Regions from separate parts of the Mus musculus genome. Here region 1 is linked to region 2. Evidence: chromatin loops called from intact Hi-C (ENCODE). Cell type or tissue: heart. All regions are shown on one strand. Each heading gives the region's core, and the rest is flanking DNA. Links, peaks and the distances in the headings are about the cores only. Region 1 overlaps Cobl (cordon-bleu WH2 repeat). Region 2 overlaps Cobl (cordon-bleu WH2 repeat).

Region 1 (8,345 bases), core at 10-8,009, 55 kb before region 2:
ACTTCCAAAGCAATACTTTATTGAAACTTGAAATGCCTAATTTACCATTAGACTTCAAGGGTGATCCTTTTTGTTGTTTGTTTCCTTGTTTGAGACAGGGTCTCATAGCCTAGGTTGGCCTCCAGCTCACTCAATATGTTTGGCCAGTCACGGATAGCCTTGAACTCTTGATCCTGCTGTCTCTACCTCCTGAGTTCTGATTGCTGGCATATCTCCCACCACACTCAGCTCCAGGGCTTTATGCATACTAAGCAAGAATTCTATATCCTCAGCCCTTTAAAGACTACTGCTTTTTTTTTTTAAGGAAGCAGAATTTTACTATACGTAGATGACTATTTAAGGGAGAGTTGTACTATAATAATGTATTCCTTCTAATATTCAAAGAAAGAATAAAAGGAGGATAGAATCATTAGCCTTTTTGAGTTAGAACTCAGAAAAGTGGGCAGAGTTAACAGAAAAGTTAACTACCACCACCATGGCTACTTCTGATAGCATGGCATACTGCTTTCTCTGTCATTGACACTGCCCTACAGAAAGGTCACCTGGGCTGAGATGGGCTCTGCAAGTCATGGTACTGTGGAGGCCCTGTAAATTTGGCCAACAATGCAAGAGTACCACAGGTACTGTGAGGTGGTTATTGCTGACTACTTCGTTGAATCTAGAATAACCAGAGAGGTGAACTTTGGTTCCACCTGTGGAGGCATATCTAAATTGAATTAATTGAAGTGTGAAGACCCTTCCACTCCAGTGGACACCATTTCCTAGCTGCCATCCTGTCTATATAATGGAGGCTAGGGCAACAGACACTGTGTTCATCCCTGTACTGGCTAGTTTTGTGTCAACTTGACACAGCTGGAGTTATCACAGAGAAAGGGGCTTCAGTTGAGGAAATGCCTCCATGAGATCCAACTGTAAGGCATTTTCTCAATGATCAAGGGTTTCAGGCCCCTTGTGGGTGGGACCATCTCTGGGCTGGTAGTCTTGGTTCTATAAGAGAGCAGACTGAGCAAGCCGGGGGAAGCAAGCCAGTAAGGAACATCCCTCCATGGCCTCTGCATCAACTCCTGCTTCCTGACCTGCTTAAGTTCCAGTCCTGACTTCCTTTGGTGATGAACAGCAGTGTGCAAGAGTAAGCTGAATAAACCCTTTCCTCCCCAGCTTTCTTCTTGGTCATGATGTTTGTGCAGGAATAGAAACCCTGACTAAGACAATCCCTCTCTGCTCCTGATTGTGGGATGTGAACAGCTGTGTGAAGCTCCCACTGCCTTGGCATTTCTGAAATGCATTATGTCTACCCTTGCGCAGAACAACCTTTCTCCTGTGCTGCTGCTCTCAGGTGTCTTGTCACAGCAACAGGAGCAGAAGTCAAGGTAACCACCTTCTCTTGCCAGCCTCTGTTCCCTTCCTTGATTTCTTTTAGCCCTGAACGTGTAGTCTTACAAAACAAAGTCTGTATCCTTCTTCACTAGTATCTCCGGTATATAGCTTTTAGCATACCACATAAGAAGTTTGAAGAAACACAGACCCCAAAATCCCAAGTCGATTGTTGTAGAAAGCAGAGATAGACGAATGTTTAGTACTTTCTCCTGGCTGTTGGGCAGTAAAGTTCCCTTCATTCAACTGGCCCCAGGTCTCACAAACATATTAATAGTGATTTAATAACAAGCTTTTGTGGTGTTCCAAAGACCCTTATGGCCACTATCCTATGTAGCCTAGTGGTTGTTCTATCTGTAAACAATGTACAGTTATTGTCTTCATTTTACCAATGAGGGCAATATGCTTAGAAAGAACAAATGAGGTCATAGGGTAGTTGGCATGCCAGTCAGTGATACCTTGTAGACTATCTGGTGTCTTTCTTACATATAGCCATTGGAGGTAACGCTAGTTGGGTCACAGAGATGTGTAACTGTCCTTTGAGTGGAAAACATGCTGGAGTGCTTCTGATCTATCTGCACCCTTTGCCAGTTCTTACATTGCTAAGGGGGAAGGACAATGTACATTGTACTGATGCGATAAATAGACTTCACATGACCTTGGCTGGCAGGAGATGCAGAGGGTTCAGGGATGTTTGAAATGGAGCTTACTCACCACTGACAAGGAAGGCCTGTTTGCTATGTGAGGGTCAAACTCAAGAGATGAGGAAGTTCATAAGTGCTGAAGGGAGATCGCTCTCCACATTTCACATCACTCATGAGCCCTTAAGAAACAGCTTCTTCCTGCTGTCAGTGCAATCAGCTTCCTCAGCAGCTCACTCTGTGTGTCTGAGAGATACAATTACTACCCCAACACTTGGCAGAAATAGGATAAAAATCATTTTACCTCCATATGCATCCTTTGTCAAAAACCTAACATCAATGGGCATGATGCTGGACTTTTGAGAGAGTTATGTTAAATAAATTATTGCAACTATCTTTGGCTTACTAGTTTCAAAGATATATAAGCTTAAGAATTCTGAAGCTCATATTAAACTCATATTATTTTTAAAATTATTTTTATTGGAATATTTAAATGTATACATATAATGAAAACTAACAAAAGATCAAAGGCATTAAAGAAATGAAACTAAGTGTTTGGATGTGTACAAAAACACCTTTCGAAGCATATTTAGAAGCATAACATTCTAAACCTATTACTGTATGTATAGCCAAAAACATGAGAAATATATCTAACAATGTAGCTTAAAAGTTCTGTGGTTCTGAGCTGCTGATTTTATTTACTTATTGACTCCACACAGTTTCCAACTCTGTTTATGTACTCATACAGAATGCTATGAAACGTCACAAACCTTGACAGGAATGGAGAATAAAAATAAGTAATTCTTTGGGCCTAGCCATACTATCACTGAGTTCATATTCTACAAAGAAGTGTCACTAAGTTGTAAATGTTCCACATATTAAGTGTGCCTGACTTTTAGTAAATGAGCCAAACTAGCACAAAAGTAATTATCTAGACTTGTGACAGATTTTTGTACAGACAGCCTTGTGATGGCTCCATTTACATCTATAATATGAAAATATAACACAACATTTATGGCAACCTGGAACAGCTTTGTAAAAAGTGTTGGGTCAGTGGAAGTGCAGAGATGTCTCTAGTGTTTGGGAGGCTCCCATCGATGTTCTCTGGCGATGGAGAAAGTGCGGGCAGACAGCATTGTGTTCAGCTGCATGGTGGAAGACGGGCGCTTTTCCAACACAAACATCCCTAAGAACCTGGGCGGCTCCCTTCCACTGCAGAGCCTGGGAAAACAGGCCACAGAGGAAGTTCCTTGGTGGAAACAGCAGAGCGGCCATACTGAGGGTGCGCGGTGGAAGGAAACGGCAGCTTATTTTAGCTACTGGACATCTACCTTTTGTTTATGGACCCTTTCCTCTCTGACACGTGCTGTTAAAGAAACAAATGTGGCTTTGAAAGAGATTAGATTCTTACCTATTTTTAGCCATTCTTAAAGCATGGCATTTTAGCGAGGCTCTCAGCTAAATCAAAGCAAAATGTGCAATGTCCATTTCCCAGCGGGAAACAGCTTCATGGTCAGCGGAAAAGGGAAGCGGTGCTTCGTGTTCCGGCACACTGTTCCAGGGTTCCTGTTCACCTCATTCTTTCTCACTTTGTCGTTGGTTTTGCTCATCCAGCACTCCAACAAAGAAATATGTGAAATTGGCGCTTCGTTATTACTCTTACCTTCACATCTTGCCTCTTTAGTGATTCTTCTTTTTTTTTTTTTAAATTATGTGTACATGTGTGGAGGATGAGGTTGTATATATGAGTTCAGATTCCTATAGGGTCCAAAAGATGCCATCAGGTCCCCTGAAACTGGAAGTACAGGTAGATGCTCCATGGGCTTTTGGAATTGAACTCCAGTCCTCTGCAAGAATTAGACTTGTTTGTAATCACTGAGCATCTCTCCATTTCCCTTGCTTCTTTACATCTACATATTATCCTGATTTTTTTCAGCTATCTTGATAATCATTATTAGGAAAAGTGAGTGTAAGAACACAAATCTGGATTTAAAACTTGCAGTATGAAACACCCTACTTCCTTTCTTGGAGGCATGATCTGTTTCAGAAGCTGATCCTAAGCACTGAGTTACCCGGTTTTTACTTTTTAATCTTAAACTTACGTTCTGGAGGGGAGGCCCTTGGTCCTCTGAAGGCTTGATGCCCCGGTGTAGAGGAATAATGCTAGGGCAGTGAGGCAAGAGTGAGTAGATGGGTGGGGGCGCACCCTCACAGAAGCAGGCTAAAGGGCGATGGGATAGGGGGTTTGCTGAGAGGAACCGGGAAAGGGGATAACATTTGAAATGTAAAAAATAAAATAAAACATACTCATCAACTATATGCAGTATATATAGTGAATTGTAGTTTAAATATAGGTCTATTCACAAAATTCACATGCATGCTGACAATCCATATTTTGATTTTAATGAAGCCTTTATAAAATATTTGCATGTGTAAATTCAGTTAATGGTGAAAAAGCTAATATCTTTATTTATAAAGGAGGAGGCTGTGAAAATAAAATCTTCTGTTCTGAACTCAGTAGTCTCTGCTCAGGGTTTGAAGTAGTTAAATGACCTTCATGTTTTCAGACTTTTGATTTATGCACCAACCAAGCTCATGTAATTTTAATGTCTGTGGCATGTTTCCTTTTTATACCTAACAAACTGAAGAGGGAGCCTAGAAAACTCAAAAAGATATTTGAGAAGAATATACCTGACAAGGAATTAGCATTTAGAATATTTAGATAATTTACAATTCAGCAACAACAGAGTAACAATAAAACAATTGCAATGGAACTGATAGACTTGTTTCAAAGAAAATATACAGAGGAACAGCAAGTTCATGGACAGCTGTTCTGTAGCACTAACATTAGGAACAGGAGAATCAGTAAAGCCTCAGCATGAACTCACACTTACTGGGAGGACAATGATAAAAAAACAGAAAGGAGAGAACAAAATGCCAAACATGTAGATAAATTGGAACTCTTGTGTGCATTTAGTGAAAATGTGAAATACCCTAGTGACTTTGGCAGTGCTTCTCAACCTGTGGGAAGTGACAACCTTTTCACAGGAGTCATATATTAGGTATCATGCATATCAGATATTTACAATTCATGACAGTAGCAAAATTACAGCTGTGAAGTAGCAAAAAAACCTAATTTTATGGCTGAGGTCACATAACTGAAAGGGCAGCAGAATTAGGAAGGTTGAGAACCACTGTTCTGTGGTGAAGTGTGTCAATTACTCAAAACATCAAAAACTGTGTCTTAAAATTATCTTTCTAGTATTTAACCAAGAAAAGTACAAAGCAAGGATCCAAGAAAATATTTCCATACTCACTATACTCACTGTAGACAACAGATTCAGTGACCCATTGGTAGATGAATGAGCAAAGACACTGTACCTGTATTGTGGATTTTTTTAGTTTATAATGGGAATAATTCTGATACCTGACTGGACATGGATGAACATTGAGGACATTATGCTAATTTAAATAGCCAGTAACTAAGAGACAGATACTATGTTATATCATTTATAGAAGATGCCCAGAAAGTAAGTGGTGACTGTTGTATATTGGGAGAGAGAAGGGTGGGTGAGTCTTGCAAGGTGAAAAGAGTTCTGAGTAGTAACTGCTCTGCTGTTCATGTTGAAACCATTAGGATAGTGACTATGTGATTTTATTTCAGTTAAAGTCAATGATTTCACCACTTTCTGGATAAGATATAATCTAAAGAATAATTCTTTTACTTAAACATAGGAAATACACATTCCAGTGAATAAACTTAGGTTCATTTTTGTCTACCTTTCCTTTTCTTTCTATATGTTGTTCCATTTGTCAGCATGCCTTTGATACATTCTTGGAGAAATGTAGGCTTTAAAAGGCTGTTATTTTCCTCCTAGTTTTTGTACTTCCAGATTTAGTGCATTCTCTCTCTCTCTCTCTCTCTCTGTCTCTCTCTCTCTCTGTCTCTCTGTCTCTCTCTCTCTCTCTGTCTCTCTCTCTCTCTCTCTCTCTCTCTCTCTGTGTGTGTGTATGTGTGTGTGTGTGTGTGTGTGTGTGTGTGTGTGTTGCATTGTTTTGCCAAAACCTAGTGCAACAGGAAACATGAAAGCATGTTGTGTGTCTTTGCTGAGGTGGCTGCAATGAATTAGCAGTAGCAGCAGAGACTGTAAAGATATCTTGGTACATAAAAGTCTATGCTCTGCAGATGTCAGGATCTGAACTTAAATTTCCAGTACCCACATAGAAGCTGAGCACATGGCATTGATATCTGTAATCACAGCACTCCTTTGGAGGACACAGGGGTAGAGACAGGAGAATTTCCAAAAGCTAGAGGACAAGCTAACCTGGCTTGTATAATAGAAAAACCACAGAGAGACCTTGTCTTAAACAAGGTGGAGTGCTAGCATTAACATGTAAGGTTATCTTCCAACATCTCCACATATATTGTGATATTTGCAAACCCATATTCATATACATAAATTCACATACACACATTATATGTACATGTATCACATACATATGTGCATGTACTTACACATATACACACACAGTGACATGTTGAAATCAAGTCATAGTTCAGAAGTACTCTTCTTTCTCATCTATTTTTATAATATTGGGCAGGTTATTCAAAAGGACTTAATAATCGACACTCTTGACTTTTATTTCCATGAAGTAAAATAGCCTGTGCGCATGAAGAAGAGCTTTTGAAGAGCTAATGTGTTTATTAAGACATGTAAGAGTGCTTAAGTATTAGAAAGTATTTTCACATATGTAAATCATGACATAAAGACTTTATGCCAAGGTCTTACCCTGGAGACCTCCTAAACAATCCTAGACTTGTGGACCCACTACAGACCTACTACAGTTTGCTTGATCTGAATGGAATGTAGAAATTAAAGAAGTATGGTATTATCCGTAGTATACTTGCTAAACCAAGTTAACAAAAGGGAATAAAAATGTTAAATACAAGAGCCACATTAAGGCAAATGAGGGAGGAGCAAGTGAAGGAGGATAACTGATAACTCAGTACTTGTTCCACCCACACTCAAAATTACACTGTTAGCAGATGAAAGCTGTCGTTAAAAGGGAGTGATTGTCAGATCAGGTTAGAATACATCATGAGGGCCATGGTTTGAATAAGAAGATGCAATTAATCAAAAAGGAAACAGAGAAATCACATAAACACCAAATGATAGACAGCTGTCAAAGTTTGTGGCTAGCAGAGAAATAGGCTTTAAGAGAGAATGGCCAAGGGTGAGAGTGGACAAGGCTTGGGTATACCCACAGTGGCCATGGCTGCCTCTGGAAATTCCACGCTTCACAGCTCAAGAACTCACTGAGTTGGTCAGAATGCAAGCAGGAAAACAGCTCTCCCAGAAGTTTCTCCTGGGTTTAAGGCTGACAGATAAAATTGTAAGGAAAGCTGGCAGCCTGCCAAATGCTTATGTTTATGAAGTTGGCTGTGGGCCACAGCGAATCACATGGTCTATTCTCTGCCAGCTTTAGTGAACTTCTGATGGTTGAAAGGATTCTGTACTCATTCCTGGATTATACATGCTTTCTTAAGCAGACCCCAGAAAACTAAGAAGTGTCCCTAGAAATATGTTGACATTAAGATAGGGAAGCTTTTCCAGAGAATCTTAAAATTATCTCTTTCCCATGTTCCAAATATCATTAGAAACAAAGTAGGGATCAGAGGTCAGACTTGGGAGGATCAGGATTCCATATATCTTATGGGCATAAGGTAAATCTCATTCTATATTATATAATCAGAAAGGAAAATGGTTTTCAATTATTGTGATAAAACACTCTATGCAAGACGACCTATGAAGGAAAGCATTTAATTTGAGTCATGTGATTTTAGGCGTTAGACTCAGAGAGAGGAACAGAGGCATGGAGGCAGGAACAGCTGAGAGCTTACAGTGATCCACAAGTAGAAAGCAGAGAAAGAGAGAGCCCGGGAATGAAGTATCTTTTGAAAGTTCAGTATCCATCCCTGGTGACACACGTCCAACAAGATCACACATCCCAATCATTTCCTAACAGGTCTGCCAATCTGGGACAAGTATTCAAATGTATGAGCCTATGGAGGACATTCTCGTCCAAGCACCACAGTGGGCCTTTGTAAAGAGCCATAGCTGCAGTGCAATTATGAGGACATGAATTTTTTCATGTCCAGAAGACACTATTTCTCTGCAGTCCTGCCTAACATCTGGCTCTTTCAGTGTTTTCCACCTCTTCTGCTCTTGACTAGATGTATGTAGTTTGTTCCTGCAGATACCTGCCACTGTGGCTTCCCCGCCATGATGGACTGTACCCTGGTAGTAGGACAGTATTGAACCCTGTCTC
Region 2 (8,345 bases), core at 41-8,040:
CTTAGGTAATACCACTTCAGTGGACCCTTTGAGTCTAAGGTATGTTAAGAACAGGACCATAACTGACTCCACACTTGCAGCCTCCTGAAGTATTGTGCTCAGCATCATATGGTACCAGCATTTAGTCAGTGATACCTGAGTCTCCAAAAGACCCTGGTTCTACCAGGATGTAAAGACACATGAGAAATGCGTGAATTCTGTTTGCCTGAGTCCATCACTGACACAATAGATAGAGGGAACAAATCTTAAATTCTTTGAAGATAAAGTAAGTGAATAAACACTATAGTGCGGTGACATATCTAATTTTCTTCATACATTATCAAACTTTCTTCTGTGTGTGTCCTTTAAAACAAAACAAAAAAACACAGACCAGAATTAAAAGCAACCAAATGTAATCCATGATTGTCCTAAGGATGAGTATCTCATTCCAGTTGTTAGTATTTTCCTCAATTGCTAATCTAAAAACATGCCAGGTAAAATTTGGTAATAGTGAACCATCCTTTCCTTTTAGCAAAGGAAAATGAGGAATGCCTCAAGTCCTGAGAGCTGACCTTGAAAACTTAGGTCTGGACCTCAGTATCCATGCAGGTTATTTTGGGGATTGGTAGTTTTGCTGAGGTGAGTGTTTTCTGACCAATAAAGCCAAGTTATTTTGGGCCGCCATAATTGTGTGTTAGACAGGTGGTTTGTGTATGAAACATTTAATTTACTGACTGTGTAGTCTGTTGATTTTGGATAGGGCTAGAAACAATTCTATACAAGTTTCCCCAAATGATGGGCTCAGCTGCTGATCTTGTCACCATTACAAGGAGATACACATCACCAAGCCTGCTTGAGTGGCAAGAAGGATCCGTGGGAAAATCATGGTGTGACTTTTCATGGTCTATAGGCTAACCACTCAGTGGAATTGAGCAGACTTTAGGTGGTAATTTTGCAGGATATATATGTGTTAGACAAGAACACATTATATGAGTGTAAACCTAGTTGCATACCTTTCTCCACATATTTTATGGTATATTAGTCTTTGGGGATTACCACTGAAACACAAAAGAACATCTGTCAGGGCATCTTTCAATATTCAATATATATGCTTTTATTCATTAGTACAAACCCAGGAAACAGTTTGAATAAATCATCTTCACATTTTGTGCAAGTCTGTATGTCCCAAACTTTTGGCAATGTACACAAATAAGAAGGCAAACATAATGAACTGGCAGCCTCATTGCTGGGGCTGCAGATGTGGGTGGGCATATCAGATGGGTAATCCTTAGACACCTAGGCTTTCACAGTCCTGGAGGATCCCGCCCCCAACTGCCTGCCCACATTCATATGCTGCTTTATCACATTATGGCAATGCATTTGGAGGGGATGTGTAGAATAATGAACATGTATTGTATCTGAGACCAAGATGTCAGATGTCCAAAATCTTTGACAGACCCCACTCACCTGACACCTCTAGTGGTCTGATGACTGAAGGAGAGTTTTAATCACCTACATTGTGTTAGATGAAAAGAAGAGGGAACCATAAGAAAGAATGCAGGAAGGTGATGGTCCTTGTGTTACTAGAGGGTAGAGCCAGCCTCCGTTACACCAGGGCATGTGATGGCATGCAGACCTGAGGCTACTGAGACAGCAATGAAGGAACTTTAAGAGATTCTTGAGCTAGAGCAAGAAGAATTAGCCACTTGTCTGCATGGATGCCATGGAAAACAAAAATTCAGGAAGTCACTCACTCACCTTTAGGCTCTTAGTCAAAGGGAGGGAGGGATGATATTATAATCTTGATTGATCTGGAACTTCTCAGCCCCTATACACCTGTCACTCAGGTAGCAAAAGACCACTGCAAGGCTCTGTTCAGTGTAAGGCATATGATGTGGTCTGAATCCAGTACAGGACATTGAGCACCTTGTATTATGCTGAGCAGCTTGAAAGCTTCATGCGTTTGATAGTTTTATAGATAGTAAACTTAAGAAGTCACCAGTATGAAACTAAGAAGACATAACAGTTGAAGAAATGCAATCTATGGTAAAAGAAAAGCAGCTATCACTTTATATTTTAAACGTTTTAGAAACACTAAATACAAGGTTTTGTGATAGATATATGGTGACAGTTTCATTTTTAATCTTTAACCTTCACTTTCAGTACAGCTGAAAGGGGGTGGAGGTAAGAAGATGACAGGTGACTGGTCTGACGCTGGATGGGCCTCTGGGAATCATGGGAGGTCATGTGGGTCCAGGGACTGGCGTCTCTGAGATGTTCAACATCAAAGTGGCATTGCAGGTCCCTTGTCATCTTGCCTGAGATGTGGAAGACGACTCACAGTCCTCTGAGTCTTTTGCTATGTGCCATGCAGAAGATTAGGTTTTGATGTCAAAAGTCTCAAATTGTCATCATGAATTTAATAGTGTAGCAGTAAGATGCCTTCCTCACTGGGTTAGATACCCAGACTCCAGATACACCTTGTTTTTACAGTTCCTAGGCTTGTGGTCTCAGAGGGCAGGAAGGAGTGTTTAAGGGGACACTCAAAGGTAAATAGTGTTTGTAAGAGAGTAGTTTGACTCCTTTTTCTTTTTATATTGGAAAGATACGTTTTCTTTCTAAATGGCGGTAAATGTCAAAAGGGATCATAAGCATTATTCGAACCTAGAATTTTTTTGAATGAGTGGAAATAAAATCTACCTTTTCCTAACATGTCTATCAATAAGCCAGGAGAACTCAAAGTATATGTAACAGAAAACAAAGGGGAAAGGGACTCAAGAAAAATAGCAATAAAAATTCAATTGGTGGGCATGGTGAGATGGCTCAGCAGATAAAGTTGTGTGCCCTCATGTGGGATGATCTGAGTTAGATCTCTAGAATTCATGTGATGAGTGGAGACAAGCAATCCCACAAATTATGCTCATATGCCATGAGTCATGTCGCGCGCGCACACACACACACACACGACAGATAGATAGATGATAGGTAGAGATAGATAGATACATAGATACATAGATATAGATAGATACATAGATAGATGATAGATAGTAGATGATGAATAAGATATATACATAGATGACAGATTTATATAAATATATAGATATGTGTGTGCATAGATAGATACAAAGATACATAGAAAATAAGTAATAGATAGTAGACAGATGATAGATAAATGCATAGATAGATGATAAATAGATACATAAATATGTAGATGCATAGATATGTGATACATTAGATTGGACAGATAGATAATAGATGATAGACAGATTGATGGATGGCTAGATAGATAAATAGGTGTAAAAAAAAATCTTTCACTTTTTCTAATCTTCCTGAGAACCTAAGGCACAAGGCATCAAGGACTCTGGATCAAATAGTAATTATTTCCTCAAGAAAAAACGGAAAGTGTTCAGGGCCAAGGGAGTTCTAAACTTAAGAGCAAATTTAAAAAGGCACTTATTTGTAAAACTTACTGAGTCTCTACTAGGTAAAGCCTCCAACAACAGTTTAATATAACATACAAAAATATTCTCTGCTTGACCAGTTTTATATTAAATTGAGATCACTAGTGGTAGCCCTGCAGTGCCTTATGGGCAGCTATGCAGATGTAGGCCAAATCACTAACCCTGAAGACCTAATGATGAAAGATGAAAGTGCAGGGGATGATACTTTTCATAGATTGCCTTGTCGATGTGGCAGATGCCTCACCTGCTCTGACAGACCCGAGTCACAGTCACTTCCAAATTGAGCCCCTCGGCAACTTGGCAAATCCCGAAGGTCAATTTTCTGAGGTGTTGATTAAATAAAAGTCACATGTTTTTGTACACTAGACGACTTGGAGACAGTGTTTCTATTTTGACAGTGGAAACGATGGCTTCCTTTTGTTCTTGGCAGCAGCAACTGCTCTCCACTCCCAGCCTTCCTGTTCCATTCAGAGGTGAGGCCGCAGAAGTACTTAAGAAGGACTTGAAGTGTTTTTATTAAAAAATACTTTCAAATCCTCTGCAAGCCTTGGATATATGTGACTAAAACTTGTTCAATTGAATGTAAAGGATCATTCAGCTTAGAAAATGTTAATTGCAAATATTCTAGTACGGCTCTGATTATATTTTCTTGGTGAGTTAATATAACCTTACTTGAGTTAATCCTTGCCTAAGTGAGCTTTTGTGATTCTTTTTAATATGCTTGCTGCTTTTCTGAGTCTGGCAGACTTTCTATCACACATACCCTCAAGGGTAGGAAAAATAATTTGTTAGTTGGACTTTTAAAATATTTTACCTATTTAGTTATTTTCTCTGTATGTATAGGAGTAGGGGCATGAATGCTATAGTACAGATATAAGGTCAGAGAACAAATTTGAGAGTCAGTTCTCTTTTATTCTGTGGGTTAAAAAATCAAGCTAAGGTTGTAGGGCTTCACAGTATGTGTCTTTACCTGCTGACCCATTTCTCTATCTCTGAACTTTTTGTACAATTTGCAAAATAGGAATCATGGTATCTCCACTGGAGGTGTCATACGAATTAAACAGAAGATAGATGCATGCCAGCCACAGAATGCAAAGACCCAGTTCTATGATGAGACTCTCAAATGTATGCATGTTGTCCTGATCTCTATCTCATAGTGATTAGTCAATACTCAAATACTGTAGATTACTTTTCAAGCCATAATATTACCATGAATTTAAAACAAGGAATCCTGTTTGGCTATATGCTAAAGAAAGCATGTGTCTTAGTGTGTCTCTTACTGTGATAAAATATCTTAATCAAAAGCAACTTGAGGAGAGAAGTATTTATTTCATCTCACAACTCTCAGGTCAAAGTTATCACTGAAATCTGTCAAGGCAGGAATCTGGAGGCAGAAACTATGGAAGAATACTTCTTACTGCTAGATTCTCGTGGCTTGCCCAGCCTGCCTTGTTGGGTGGCATAAGCCATGGTGAGCTGAGTCCTCCCACATCAATCATTAATCAAGAAAATTCAAGACTGACTTATATATAGGCAGTCTGACAAAGGCATTTTCTCAGCTGAGGTTCCTCTTCATAGAAAACTTAATTTGTGTCTAGTCTAGTTAACAACAACAACAACAATCCAGCAAGAACAGCATGTAAAAATAAAATGGAACCTTATTTTGATGAGGACTAAATGTAAAGACTGACCAGCAAGCCAATATAGTGATTACTGTATTTAGAAACTTAGTTACCTATGTCAATGCATGGCTTAACTCAAAAAGTCAAGCAGTCTTTCAGTGCAGTGGAATTCTGTTTTTGTTTTTGTTTGGTTTTTCGAGACGGGGTTTCTCTGCATAGCCCTGCTGGCTGTCCTGGAACTCGCTTTGTAGACCAGGCTGGCCTCGAACTCAGAAAACCACCTGCCTCTGCCTCCCAGCCCTGCTGGGATTAAAGGCGTGCGCCACCACTGCCCAGTGGTGCAGTGGGATTCTAATTAGTCTAACTCTGTTCCATGTGCAGCATCTAGGACTACTGTCTTTAAGCCTTTTGTACCAAAATAAGAATATACTGAGGTTCTTGAATGCCAAGGAAACCTACTTCCTGCCGTTGCTGCCATTCTCATGGAAACATGAGACAGCAGAGAATTACCAGACCATTTGTCCTCCATACTCTCCCTCCCCCAACCCCTTCGTACATCTCACTGTGTAGCTGCAACTGGTTGAGAACTCACTGTGTAGACCAGACTGGTGTACTCACAAAGCTCTTCCTGCCTCACAAGTGCCAGGATTAAAGGTGTGCTCCATCATGGCCAGCCAGACCACTTTTTAAATGCATAAAAGAAAGATTGATTAAAGGAAATGACTCTAAAGAAAATAAAGATACTTAAAACTTCAGAAATGGAGCAGAATTTTTAAAATATTACTTTAGAAATTCTCAGTATATTCCCCTATGCATAAAGCATAATTAAACCATTGTTAAAACAGTCAAGTGTTTATCAAAACATTTATGAAAATTACATATTCATCCATCAAAATATACACACTAAGGGGTCAGTGTGAACTTCTTTAAAAGAACACCAGTACCACAGAAACTAGTCCCAAGTATCAATAGATGGGTCTATAAAAAAGATAAAAGTTTTCTTACAGCAAAGAGGAAAAAAACAGCATAGCGTGCAGACAGTCTACAGAATGGAAGAAAATCTTTACCAGCTATACTTCAAACAAAGGGATAATATCCAGAATTCACAGAGAACTTCAGAAGTTAAATACCATGGAAACTGCCAACCAATGGATGGGTAAATGAACTGAATAGACGGTTCTAAAATATAGAGGAGGGTGAAGCAAATGACCAGTAACTATCTTTTATTGGATATTTTATTTACATTTCAAATGTTATCCTCTTTCTGGCCCTCCCCCAAAAACCTCCTATTCCATCCTCTCTCCCCCTGTTTCTATCAGGGTGTTTCCCTACCCACCAACCCACTCCTGCTTCCCCACCCTCAAATTCTCCTACACTGGGGCGTCCACCCAGCCTTCACAGGTCCAAGGGCCTCTCCTCCCACTGATGCCTGACAAGGCCATCTTCTACTACATGTGCTGCTGGAGCCATGGGTCCCTCCATGTGCACTCTTTAGTTGGTGACTTCGTCTCTGGGAGCAATTCGGGGTCTGGTTGGTTTATATTGTCATTCTTCCTATGGGGCTGAAACCCCTTCAGCTCCTTCAGTCCTTTCTCTAGCTCCTCCACTGGAGCCCCCATGCTCAGTCCAATGGTTGGCTCATCTCTGTTGTCAGGCTCTGACAGAGCCTCTCAGGAGACAGCTATATCAGGCTCCTTTCAGCCAGCACATCCACAATAGTGTCGGGGTTCGGTGACTGTATATAGGATGTATCCCCAGGTGGGGCAGTTTTTGTCCTTCAGTCTCTGTCTACAGTTGGTCTCTGTATTTGCTCCCATGAGTATTTTGTTCGCCTTTATAAGAAGGACCAGAGCACCCACACTTTGGTCTTCATTCTTTTTGAGCTTGATATGGTCTATGAATTGTATCTTGGGTATTCTGAGCTTTTGCACTAATATCCACTTATCAGTGAGTGCATACCATGTGTGTTCTTTTGTGATTGGGTTACCTCACTCAGGATAATATTTTATAGTTCCATCCATTTGCCTAAGAATTTCAAGAATTCATTCTTTTTAATAGCTGAGTAGTACTCCATTATGTAAATGTACCACATTTTCTGTATCCATTCCTCTGTTGAAGGACATCTGGGTTCTTTCCAGCTTCTGGCTATTATAAACAAGGCTACTATGAACATAGTGGAGCATGTGACCTTGTTAGATGTTGGAGAATCTTTTGGGTATATGCCCAGGATTGCCGAGAAGCACCTAAAGAAATGTTCAACATCCTCAGTCATCGGGGAAATGTAAAACAAAACAACCCTGCGATTCCACCTCACACCAGTCAGAATGGCTAAGATAAAAAAATAGACATAGTATTACTTGAGGACCAGTAAATATATTTTTTATTAGGTATTTTCTTCATTAACATTTCAAATGCTATTCCAAAAGTCCCTCATACCACCCCCCCCCACTCCCCTACTCACCCACTCCCACTTCTTGGCCCTGGCGTTCCCCTGTACTGAGGCATATAAAGTTTGCAAGACCAAGGGCCTCACCTTCCAATGATGGCCAACTAGGCCATCTTCTGCTACATATGCAGCTAGAGACACGAGCTCCGGGGACTACTGGTTAGTTCATATTGTTGTTCCACCTATAGGGTTGCAGACCCCTTTAGCTCCTTGGGTACTTTCTCTTGCTCCTCCATTGGGGCCCCTGTGATCCATCCAATACCAGTAACTATTTTTAAAAGTGATTGGGGAATTACAAATGAAAATCTATTCTGAAATACTATGTTGCTCCAGTTAGAATGACTATCTTCAACAAATCTGACAATAAATGTTTGGAAGGGATGTGGAGTGGAGAAATCTTTATTCACTGTTTTACAAGGAGGGGTGCAAATTAATACAGCCATTGTGTCTATAAGTTTGGCCGTGTCTCTCAAACTTAAAATTAGAACTACCTTGCAACCCTGCTGTTTCACTCCTGGACCGCACCAAGAACTCCATCCCCTACAACAGAAATACTTGGGTTGAGGTGCTTTATGTTTATTGTTGCTTTCGTTACTATGGCAAAGAACTGAAATCAACCTAGCTGCCCACCAACTAGATGAATCGATAATGAGAATCCAGCTCTGAAGAAAAGTGGAGTCACAAAAGACTCAGGAAAATGAATGGACATAGAATGAATAATATTACGTGAGGTCACATAACCTCAGGACAAGAAAAAAAAATAAAAACATGTTCTGCCTCATGTGCAGAAGCTACCCAATAATATACGTTCATGTGTATTCAAATGTGTATCTGGGT

What was found. A loop is a pair of places that touch in the nucleus more often than their neighbours do. Peaks named below come from ENCODE experiments on the same cell type or tissue, not always from the same donor. Only the 100,000 strongest peaks of a DNase experiment are listed, where the experiment ranks them.
Region 1: a loop joins it to region 2, with 5 times the contacts of the local background. A loop is called at or near these places in 3 of 42 quality-filtered maps.

Annotation. Positions count from the first base shown.
Region 1 is chr11:12,331,268-12,339,612 of GRCm38, reverse strand. All of the region lies in intron 7 of Cobl (cordon-bleu WH2 repeat), which reads left to right. All of the region lies in intron 4 of Gm12002 (a long non-coding RNA gene), which reads right to left. Among named protein-coding and RNA genes, the nearest start is that of Gm12002, 21 kb to the right of the region's middle. In heart, for the core only: no CTCF peak of the experiment used is centred there; a DNase peak (open chromatin) is centred at 3,222; H3K27ac peaks cover 336 bases.
Region 2 is chr11:12,276,409-12,284,753 of GRCm38, reverse strand. The region is part of intron 9 of Cobl (cordon-bleu WH2 repeat); the gene reads left to right. Among named protein-coding and RNA genes, the nearest start is that of Gm12002, 34 kb to the left of the region's middle. In heart, for the core only: no CTCF peak of the experiment used is centred there; no DNase peak of the experiment used is centred there.